2 separate regions of the Mus musculus genome follow, and region 1 is linked to region 2. The links are chromatin loops, found by intact Hi-C in ENCODE. Cell type or tissue: heart. All regions are shown on one strand. Each heading gives the region's core, and the rest is flanking DNA. Links, peaks and the distances in the headings are about the cores only. Region 1 overlaps Sesn1 (sestrin 1). Region 2 holds the start of Gm33058 (a long non-coding RNA gene).

The links. Hi-C counts contacts between places; a loop is a spot of excess contacts. Peaks named below come from ENCODE experiments on the same cell type or tissue, not always from the same donor. Only the 100,000 strongest peaks of a DNase experiment are listed, where the experiment ranks them.
Region 1: it touches region 2 in a loop (2.4-fold over the local background); 2 of 42 quality-filtered maps call a loop at or near these places.

The regions. Positions count from the first base shown.
Region 1 is chr10:41,904,200-41,909,575 of GRCm38, forward strand. Sesn1 (sestrin 1) reads left to right here. Exons shown (of 10, transcript NM_001162908.1): 8 at 975-1,165; 9 at 2,137-2,281; 10 at 3,073-4,237. The coding sequence ends at 3,159. It also overlaps a transcript of Armc2 not described here. Among named protein-coding and RNA genes, the nearest start is that of Gm33058, 52 kb to the right of the region's middle. In heart, for the core only: no CTCF peak of the experiment used is centred there; no DNase peak of the experiment used is centred there.
Region 2 is chr10:41,957,110-41,962,485 of GRCm38, forward strand. The region is part of intron 10 of Armc2 (armadillo repeat containing 2); the gene reads right to left. It overlaps Gm33058 (a long non-coding RNA gene), which reads left to right and starts at 1,798. Exons shown (of 3, transcript XR_380266.3): 1 at 1,798-2,129; 2 at 4,315-4,435. In heart, for the core only: CTCF peaks have their summits at 2,884 and 3,087; DNase peaks (open chromatin) are centred at 1,912 and 2,862.

The DNA.
Region 1 (5,376 bases), core at 283-5,282, 53 kb before region 2:
GGTGTCATGAAATACAATAAATTCAAAATTGAAGGGGTTGTTGTGAACTAAAAGTTTTATGGAGAGATTAGAGTGTGAAAGATTTGGGTTTTTAAAAAGAAAGAACAGCTGAGAATGTAGCTCAGTGCTGGGTGGTTTTCCTGGGTGTGCAAGCCATGGTTTGCCTCAGGTACCACAGGGACTGGGCTTATATCATAGGCAGAAGAGAGAAGATGTAAGTTAGTCTCAGTGTAGTTATCCAGCGAAGGTTGGAAAGAGACTTGGTACTGCGGCTTCCTGCTTCCGTCAGTAGGAAGAAGTCTTAAGCTGGTCAGGCACCTCCAACCTGTGCGGTTTGCAGCAGGATGGATGGGCATGCAGTGACCAGGTGCTAGCATAATGTCAACATGCGAGTTTTAGGAAAACACTAGAGAAAGGTACAAGTAGGTAGGCATGGCAGTTGTTTGAAGGCTTGCAGCATGGAGGAGAGTTTATATTAGAGTCAGAAGATCTGGTTGATGGGGTGACAGTCAGATGAGAGGACAAGGGGGGTGAGTGACAGATGCATTCAACTAGATATTTTTAAATTTTTGTTTTGTGACATATTCTTGTTATAGTCTAGGATGGTATGTAACTTTTGGTCTCTCTGCTTCATCTTTCTAAGTGCTAGAATAATAGCTATTAGCTACCACAGCTGGTTTGGAAATTCACAAAATTTGAGAAACATCTAAACGTCTTGGGGGAGGAACTTCAGTTTGTGTTGCTTCTGGAAGCTAGGTGGAAAGCTGAGAGATGAAAGACTGTGCCTCCCTTGCTTCTTAAACTCAACCAGATTGCAACCCATCTCCTTCCTCATGTTCCAGTATGGAAATTGAGAGTAGACTGTGGTACCAGGGAAACAGAGGCTGCTGGTGACCTCACATCTTGCATCGCTGTGAACAGGAAGCTGTTCTGCCACATTTGACTGTTCATAGTTCCTCTCTTCCTTGTATTAGGACTACTGCTGGGAAGACCATGGTTACTCTCTGGTGAATCGTCTCTATCCAGATGTGGGACAGTTAATTGATGAGAAATTTCACATTGCTTACAATCTAACTTACAATACTATGGCCATGCACAAAGATGTTGATACCTCAATGCTCAGACGGGCTATCTGGAACTATATCCACTGCATGTTTGGAATACGGTCAGTCTGTTTTCTTAACGTTTATAAAGACACTTCCTTTACACAGAAGTCTTTAGGTGCCTGCAGTGTGCACGTGGCACACACAAACACACACATTCAGCTTATTTTTAAAGTTCTTGAGCTTCACAGACCTGCTTTATCACAGTTTGGGCTTGCGCTCTCTCTTTCTCTCTCTCCCTCTCTCCCTCTCCTCCCCCTCCCCCCTCTCCCCCCTCCCCCTTCCCCCTCTCCCCCCTCCCCCTATCCCCTCTCCCCTCTTCCCCCCCCCCTCTCCCTCTAGAATGGCAGGGCAGAGGTAAGGCCTTGACAGGTGGCAGGTGACTTGGAAGAGCAGGCTGGCTGTCCCAGCACAGATAGGAGGTGAGCTTGACCAATCAGTGCCCAGACTTCAGCCTCCTGCATAGCTATAGGACCAGCTTTACCAAGAGCTTTGTCTCTTTTCCACTGAAAACACAATAGGTAACTTCCATGCCTGTGATCGAAACCCATGATTCAGCAGTCAGAACAGACATTGTAGTCTGCAGGCCTCTCGGCCTCTCCTAACAGTGACACCGGCTGGCTGCCCCCTGCTCCACGCACGCACCCAGGGCATCTTTTCCTCATCCGACCCCAGAAACTCGTTTTACACAAGTAAATTTCCACTGTATGGTATATAATAGTACCAGTAATAAATATAAATCCTTAATTTCAGCACTCTGTGCTCTTTTCAGAGTAGGTTTCAGCATGGTTCTGTGTTTGTGATTGTGAATATGCAGTTCTGTAATACCCAGTCCTGTGGGAACAGTCCGCTCAGGCACTTGAAAACTCTCTCTCTTCTTCCCAAGTTCTCTCCTCTATGCTTTTTCATCTCAGCCCATCTTAGCATCATAAAGCTGTATCATTTCTCACTGTGTGGGAGGAGGAGGAAAGCGTGCGTTTACAGATGTGTGTGCTGTGCATTGACAGCAGCTCATCCCTGCGTCTCTCAACAGATACGACGACTATGACTATGGGGAAATTAACCAGCTGCTGGATCGTAGCTTTAAAGTTTACATCAAAACCGTCGTGTGCACTCCTGAAAAGGTTACCAAAAGGATGTATGACAGCTTCTGGAGGCAGTTCAAGCACTCTGAGAAGGTGCGTGCTTGTGGGCTGCCCATTGTCATCCGCAGGCTTGTTAGTCTCCTTCCCTCAAACCCACTCAGGATCTCAACGACCTGAAAAATGCCGTCCCACAGCAGCTGTCTCGGGTACCCTTGAGAGAGGAGAGCGAGGATAGACGACCGGGCTGGTCTGTCCTCAGAGATACTGGCATAGCTGTCTCCACCCAAGACTACCATTTTGGAAGAACTTTTAAAAACTGCATAGGCAGGGATGGGTGGAAGCATCTTTCTAGAAATTGATGGTTTGGCAGGGAATCCTAGAAGCCTAACAAAGCAGTACCTAGATTTTAGAACTGTGACAAATATCCAGGAAGACATGTGGTCAAATGTAAGAAGAATAAGACATTTATCCCAAAAGAAATCTGATATTGTGCTAACAAGTAAAGATGTACGCTCTTTGGTAGCACATAGACTATGCAGTCAGCCTTTCAGAGTCATGTTTCTGCATCCATAGACTGAGCCGAGTGAGGATCACGAATGTTTACAATGATTGTATCTGTGCTGAGTAACAAGTACAGTATCTGTCACTATTCCAGACCCTGGAGCAGCCACCCATCTGCTTTATGTTGTGCTCTGAGGGCTTAGACTACACTAACGCGCACTAGTGTGACACCCGGGGACTGGGTTACCCAAGGAGAATCCGAAACCATCAACTCATTAAGGGACAAGTAACTGCACTCATTTGGGACTTTGTTTTTAATTGAATGCACAGAAAACAGTGATGTTTCTAACCTGTCCTTATGTGTTGTTGTATTTTATACTCAGGTCCATGTTAATCTGCTTCTTATAGAAGCTAGGATGCAAGCAGAACTCCTGTATGCTCTGAGAGCCATTACCCGGTATATGACCTGATGCCTCTCCTCCATTAAAGATGACCCTGGAATGAACAGCACATTTAGTGTACAAGGGGATGGAACCAAGAGCCCCAGGACCAACAGTAGATAAAAAGCATTCAAAAATCCATGTGCCACAATTCCTTTAGTGTCTGCTATTTTACTGTGGGATCTCACTGCCTGTCTAGCAGTGAGCACTCGGCAGCTTTGGTGTTAGAGCTGGGAAGAAAGGCTGCCGGCCACAGTGTTTGCTTTTTGACAGACAGCACGAGATGCTGTGAACTTGTTTCAATACAGCAACTAGTAAATCTCCAGATCCCATTGCTCTGATGTGACAAGGTGACAAGACAGAGTGCGTAAAGACTGGGACGTGGCTACTAAGTTCACACATGCGGAATTGAGTGGCGCTCGGTGCTGCTGTGCGGGGATGAGCACATGGCTATTTGGCTGAGTGCTGCTACCACCTGAGCCCACGCCACACCTTGTGTGCTTTTGAATTGAACTCATGCGCATTATTTTCTTGCATCTAAAAAAGCATAGAATTTTTACTCACAGCTCAGTCAAGACCGTGTTGGCGGTAACAGTTCATTTCTTTCATTATAGTTTTTAAAATTCAGTTATTGGATGATATTGCAATGACATTCTTAAAAGATTTCCTCCAAAGAGCAATCTTAAAATGATAGTGTGTTAATTATAAGGAAAACAGGCTATCTTTTGATGTGCGTTTCCCAATATTCTCTGAGCCTGGAGGACAGCTGTCTTGTGCGGGATTTTTGGTTCCGGTGCCAACAATGTGGAAAATGTGGTTGCAGTCTGCTGCACAGGGAGTGCCAGGTGCATTCTGCCCCATGCCCTGCTGACCTCGGGACCCTGACTTTGAAGGTTATACAGCTCCTTAAAGAATAAAGCTGGAAAATATTTTAGTGAAGTTATCATATTTGTATCTTGATTTACAAAAATGCTAACTTTGAGATACAAACAGGTTTGGAAAAAAATGTATTAAGTACTTTGTATTCTGGAACCGTAAATTGATTTTGAAGTCTGTCAGTATTACTGGTATTTTTCAATAAAGAGTAATTTCCACAGTTTGCTTTATTAATTTCATGTTATACTTTAGCTTCACAGTTAGTAGCCAAATCTGAGTTTCAGTTCTGAACCACACTGGGGTCAGAGGAGTGGCAGATGATAAACAGCAGAGCTACTCTGAAACCTGCTGGTTTAAAAAGCAGTGCAGCAGGGTAGGAAACCAGGTGGCACCTTCTTCAAGGCTGTGAGAGTCCGTTGTGCATCACCACAGCTCAGTACTTGGATCCAGATATCCTGTCGAGGGGAAAAGGGGTTACCTTGGCTCATGATGCTGGGGGCTGGGGAGACTAAGCCATGTCTGGTCAGAGCCACAAGCTGCTCCCGCTCAGGACCAAGCAAGAGCCAGGCTCTTGTGATCATGAACCCATTCCTCTGTGAAAAGTAGTCGCCGATAACTGAGTGCTGTTCCCAGGACCAAGCACGTCCTCTGTCCCACAGCCCAGCTCTAGAACTTCTTTCTGGAGGACACCCTCAAATCACAGTAGACACAGTAGACCCCTTGTGGGAAACAAACAGTATCCTCAGATGCTCCTATGCGTTAGCGGTGCAGCGGTGCATGGTGCCTGCCCCTTGCACACTGACACCAGACATGCACTACAACCCCCGGCAAGACACTAAGTTAACAGCAATGCAGAGAGAAGTGTTTTGTGAGAAGCCTAATTAGGCACACAGGGCTCAGCAGAGCCCCTTCCCGGCACAGCACAGAATGAATGAAAACCACACAGATCATGCTCAGGACAGAAAGGAAAAAGTCCAGCTTCTGCTGCCAAGACTGGCTTTTGTCTCCCTTGACGGGACACTGGTGGTACTTGCTGGCATTGTTTAGATGATTCTGATGCTGCTGAAAACCAGTAAGAGCCAGTGCACTGGAAGAACACAAAGTATGGCGTCTGCAGGCAGATACTGGGGCAGCAAAGGGCGCAGAGGAGCAGCAGGAAAACTGCAAGGCAACTGGAAAAAAACAAATTTCATGAAAATCTTAGTAGCCATTGCCTGTAATCCAGACGTGGGGGTTGATGCAGACTTAGGATACCTAAGCAAGTCTGAGGCCAGCTTGGGGCACACACCTGAAAACATGAGACAGTACCTGGAAACCAGTGAAAGATTCCCACTTCATCAGACATGTGAAAACTGCTGAATGTGAAGAACA
Region 2 (5,376 bases), core at 82-5,081:
TGAGTTCCAGGCCAGCCTGGTCTACATAATGAGTTCCAGGACAGCCAGCGCTACACAGACAAGCTCTGTCTTTAAAAAAAAAAAAAAAAAAAAAAGGCTCAAATAGCCCATCTCAGAACTCTCCCTGAGGTCCTGAGACTAAGCAAAATGGAGCATTCCAGGAACTTGACCCTTAGTCAGGGCCATAGGGGAGCCATTTTCCCAACTCTAAAAAGCATCTTTCAAAGAAACCTTTGGGCACACTGCAAGTAAGGTGTCTGGAAATTACGACACTTCTTCAACCCCTGCAGCCCGCAGCAAGATTATCCTCTGATATAGCAAAAGGTGTTATGCAAATGAGCTGCCACCACCCCACGGGGGGACAAACTACTCACCCCATTTGCTGCTTGAAACAACCCTTGGAGCAGGCAAGAACAGGGTTCTGTTACTCATTTGTGAGATGAGGAAACTGGGGTGCAGGACGTCCGCAGGCCTCCAGGTGGCCTGGAGCCCTAGACTTTGAACTCCTGTCCCCTGCTCCGCCATTCTATTTGGCATTTGTCTGTAAACACATTTATTTTATTTCTCGGTTGCGGGCTATCCATCCCTCAAGTCCCTCACGTTTTATCTCAACTGCAAAATGGTTCACTTCGCACTGGTGCTGGGAAATGACGAACACAGTCAGAGACCACAGACGGGGGCCCCACAAGTGAAAAGTCAAAGTGGCACTGTTCCTAACCTCAGCTAAACCTGTCCTTCTCTATTAGTAAAAGTACATTCATTCTTTGGACTTTTGCCCAACTGAGACCACATATGTGCCTGAATCCAAGCCCCTGTGGTAACCCAAGAGGTTTCACGTTGTCTCGCATATGGTGAATACAGTCTGGCAGAAACATAAGACACCAACAACATGCAGCGTCACTGCACACATGAACACATTAGAGCCAAGTTTTCCCAAGGATCTCATGGCAGTCCGCATACGCACACGCATAGGAACGTGCTGCTAATTCACAAGCCTGCTGGGGTCTGCCTACAGCATTTCCTACCATGGCTTTCTCCCCAACCGGAAGGACTCCTGCCCATCCCCCACCCCAACACTAGCTTGTGCCTATTTTTCATTACTGGGAATCTATTTACTACCTGGATGTCTTTTTGTTTCAGGATAAATGGATGTATGACTTGATCTTTCTAATTTTTAGCCCCGGCTGTCCTGGAAACCCAGCTGGCCTTGAACTCCCTTGATCCATTTGCCTCTGCCTCCCAAGCACTAGAATTAAAGGGATGCACCACCACCACCCATCCATCCTTGTAATTTAATAATCATGCCCCATTAAGACAGGAGAGAACTTGGAGGTTGTATAGATTACACAGAATGTTGATGTGCCAAAATAAGGAGTCTGCGAGAGATGCCTTAGTGACCACTGACAAAGAATGGGCGGGGTGTGCAGTTATAACTCTAGTAGCTGGGAGAGGCAGAGGCAGGAGCATCACCAGGAGTTCCAGGTCATCCAGAGATCATGTCAAAGGCTAAAATTACTAAGTGATGAAGTTCTAACACTGGGTTTCACAACTGCGTGTTAGAAGTTAGAGGCATTTCTTCATTGCCGCGATGACTATATTCACAGTACGGAGAAGCGGCAGGGCTGAGCAGACATGCTAAGATACCGGCAAGCAAGCGGTTCTCGGCAAACAGTGCGCGTGGATCCTTATTTCCCCGCCCTGGATCTTCCTGGCTGCAGAGGAAATATCTTTAGCATATTCTTCCTGGCCCTGCTGTGTACGCTAACCCTCCTTCCTGATTGGTGGCTTCATCCAAGCCTGTCCTGGTCCCGCTTCTCCTTTCCTCTTGTTAAAGTAAGCTGCCGTCACAGTATAGTATTTTGTGAAACTCTAGGCACAGACAGAGCCTGTGCCTGGGGAGGTATGCAGCACTGGAAGGCTTGTTATAAAACTCATCCTCCAGCCATGGTGATGAGCCCCGCCCTTCCATAGTTCAGAACCCAAGGCATTATATGATCGTGGGTGCCGCCGAGTCTCCTCACATCTCCAGACTTGCTGTCCTTGGAGAAGCAGTCTGAGCAGCCACTGGGAAACTGCTTCTTCCCAAGCAAAGGCAGAGGAGAAAGGCAATGCCTGCTCTCTCCTGTCAGGTGAGTTAGCGGCCAGTTGCTCTGGCGGATAAAGCATTCCTTTACAGGAAGGGAAGTTCCTAAGTGAAGAATAGCTGTCTCGTTCAGTGAACAATAAATCACTACAATTTGTATGCCATTAAAAACTGGGTGTGAAGGAACTCTCCATCCTAGCAGATGGACAAAGGTTGCTTTGAGAAAGTATTTCTGCTGTTTCCCATGTTGGGTATAGGTCTCAATTGTGTGTGTGTTTGCATATGCAGTATTTTGGGGTGAAGCCATGTTGCTTACATTTTATTATGCATTCAGTATAGAACAGCTTCTTGTCTGTTTTCTTTCCCTGATTAAAACATTCTTTTCTGGCATGGGTCTTGTCTATAGCTCGGGCAGGCCTTGAACTTAGGAGTCTTCTACTTTAGTCTCTGAAATGGTGGGCTTACAGTCTTGGCCTATCCAGCCCAACATTTTTGTTTTAATTAAATAGGAAGGACTGTCCAGTTTTGCGGATTCTGCAAATGACACGCTGTAAAACAAACTCCCTTTCTACCCATATTTGTAAACACTCAAACATGGTGATAGCTTGCTCGAATCAAGTGGTGTGCACGGCAGGGGCATGCTCTCAAGTGGCAACAGTGAGTTTCACTTTCTCCAGATCCATAGGATACGGGGTGCAGACTGTGGTCCCCACAGAGTCTCTACCAGATGCTAGGTTCAGAGAAAGGTGTTGAAGACAACCAAACCAGCTGTGATGTGAAGGTGGTGGGTGGTGTGAAGCTCTACAGTGCCCCTTGGAGGAAATTGAATGGAAGGGCTGACCCAGTAGGTCTAGGGCTAATCCCAGAAAAGGGAAATAAAAAGCAGGAAGGGGGTGGGGGTGGGGCAGCTAAACAGCACAGCAGGGATCTGATTTCAAGTTGGAGGGAGAAGTAGGGCTTGCTTATTCTTTGAGACTACAGCCTGTTATTTAACTCAGACTGGCCTTGAACTTGAAAATTTTTGGCTTCAAACACCTGACATTATGGCCCTAACAACCACACCTACCTAGTGCCCTCCTTTCTCTTTCTTTTCTTTCTTTCTTTCTTTCTTTCTTTCTTTCTTTCTTTCTTTCTTTCTTTCTTTCTTTCTTTCTCTCTTTCTCTCTCTCTTTCTCTCTCTCTTTCTTTCTCTCTCTCTCTCCCTCTCTCTCCCTTTCTTTCTTTCTTTCTTTCTTTCTTTCTTTCTTTCTTTCTTTCTTTCTTTCTTTCTTTCTTTCTTTCTTTTTCCCAACATATGTGAATACACTGTAGCTGTCTTCAGACACTCCAGAAAAGGGTGTCAGATCTCATTATGGATGGTTGCGAGCCACCATGTGGTTGTTGGGATTTGAACTCAGGACCTTCAGAAGAGCAGTCAGTGCTCTTAACTGCTGAGCCATCTCTCCAGCTCCGTGCCCTCATTTCTTGATCTGACATATGTTTGCTCCTGATAGCACTAAATGTTCCTTTATATCAATGGATTTTATTTTTATTATATAAAATGGTACCACAGACATATAACAGATTGGAAAAATGTCTTCAACTAGACGAGAATGCCCAATCTGTGACATTAAAAAGGGGCCAGATACTGAGGTCCATGCCTGTAATCCCTGCACTTGGGTGGATGGAGAGAGAAAATTATAATCAAAGAGAGACTTTGCCTCAAATTCCAGCACTCAGGGGGCAGAGGCAGGTGGATCTCAGAGGTTGAGACCAGCTTGGTCTACAGAGTGATTTCCAGGACAGCCAGAGCCACACATAGAAATCTTGTCTTGAAACAAACAAACAAACACTATCCAACAAAGATCAGCATGGTTGAGAATTTGAGGTTGTCTTAGTTACTGTTGTTCTACGGTTGTGAAGAGAACCTATGACCAGGGCAACTCCTAATAACTCTAATAAATCATTTAACTGGGGGCCGCTAACAATTTTAGAGGGTTAGTCCACAATCATGGCAGGACACAGACAGGCATGGCACTGAAGAAGCAGCAGAGAGCTTTACAACCTGACCTACAGGGAGCAAGCAGAGAGGGAGAGAGAGAGAGGGAGAGAGAGAGGGAGGAAGAGGGAGAGGGAGGGAGGGAGGGAGAGAGAGAGAGATGGAGAGAGGGAGAGAGAGTTAAAACTTCAAAGCCATCCTCAGCAACACATCTCCTCCAACAAGGCCACACTTTCTAATCCTTCCCAAACAGTTCCACCAACTGAGGACCAAGAAGTCAAACATATGAGCCTATGGAGACCGCTTTCATTCAACCCACCACATGGGCATATCTTTATCACAGCGGTGAAACAGTGAAAAGTAAGCTGATAGAGGTAAGGCAAGAGAATTTTTACTGTCCCATTTTTAAAACCTATGAGATTATTAAAAAGTATTAAATATACTGTGAACAATATAAGCTGTCTGAATGGACACGAAGAAACCAAGAGAGAAGAGGTGACATGAAACAAACTGACTATTAAAAATACAGATTAGAGGGGCTGAAGAAATGGCTTAGTGGTTAAGAGCACTGACTTCTCTATCAGAGGACTCAGCTTCAATTCCCAGCCCCACAGGGCAGTTCACAACTGTCTCTCACTCCAGTTCCAGGGGAGCTGACATCTTTACAGAGACACACATGCAGGCACAACACAAGTGCAAATGAAATAAAAATAAATAAATACATACATAAATAAATGAAAAACATGCAGATTAGAGCCAGGTGTATCTTTAATACATGCCTCTAATCCCAGCACTCTAGAAGCAGACATCTCTTTGAGTTTGAGGTCAGCCTGGTGTACATAGGTTCATTTGAGAATACATATCACAAAGACTATGTTGTTGAAGGTATGTCCATATAGCTCAGGATAAAAACATCTTTATTTTTTGTTTTGTTTTGCTTTGAGATAGGTTTGAACTGGCCTTGAATTTATGATCCCCCTGCCTCAGCCTCCCAGGTATGTCAGTATTACAAGTGTGTGCTGCCGCACTCCTAGCTCGGATAGCTTTTATACTTTTCCTTATATCGCCTACATTTTAACAGAAATGACCATCACTGTGTAATCAGAAATAACTACTTTCAAAAACAAAAACAAAACCCCACAAATGACCCAAAATTCAGTCAACATAAAAAAAGAAAAGTGCTTTATAAGTGCCCCTTGCTAAAACATGGTCTGGCCTTGTCTTTGACCAAAAGAGATTATTTTTTTATTTTTTTACAATCCTTTCAAAATGGAGGACCAAAATCTAAAATTAATAATCATCATAAATATTTTAA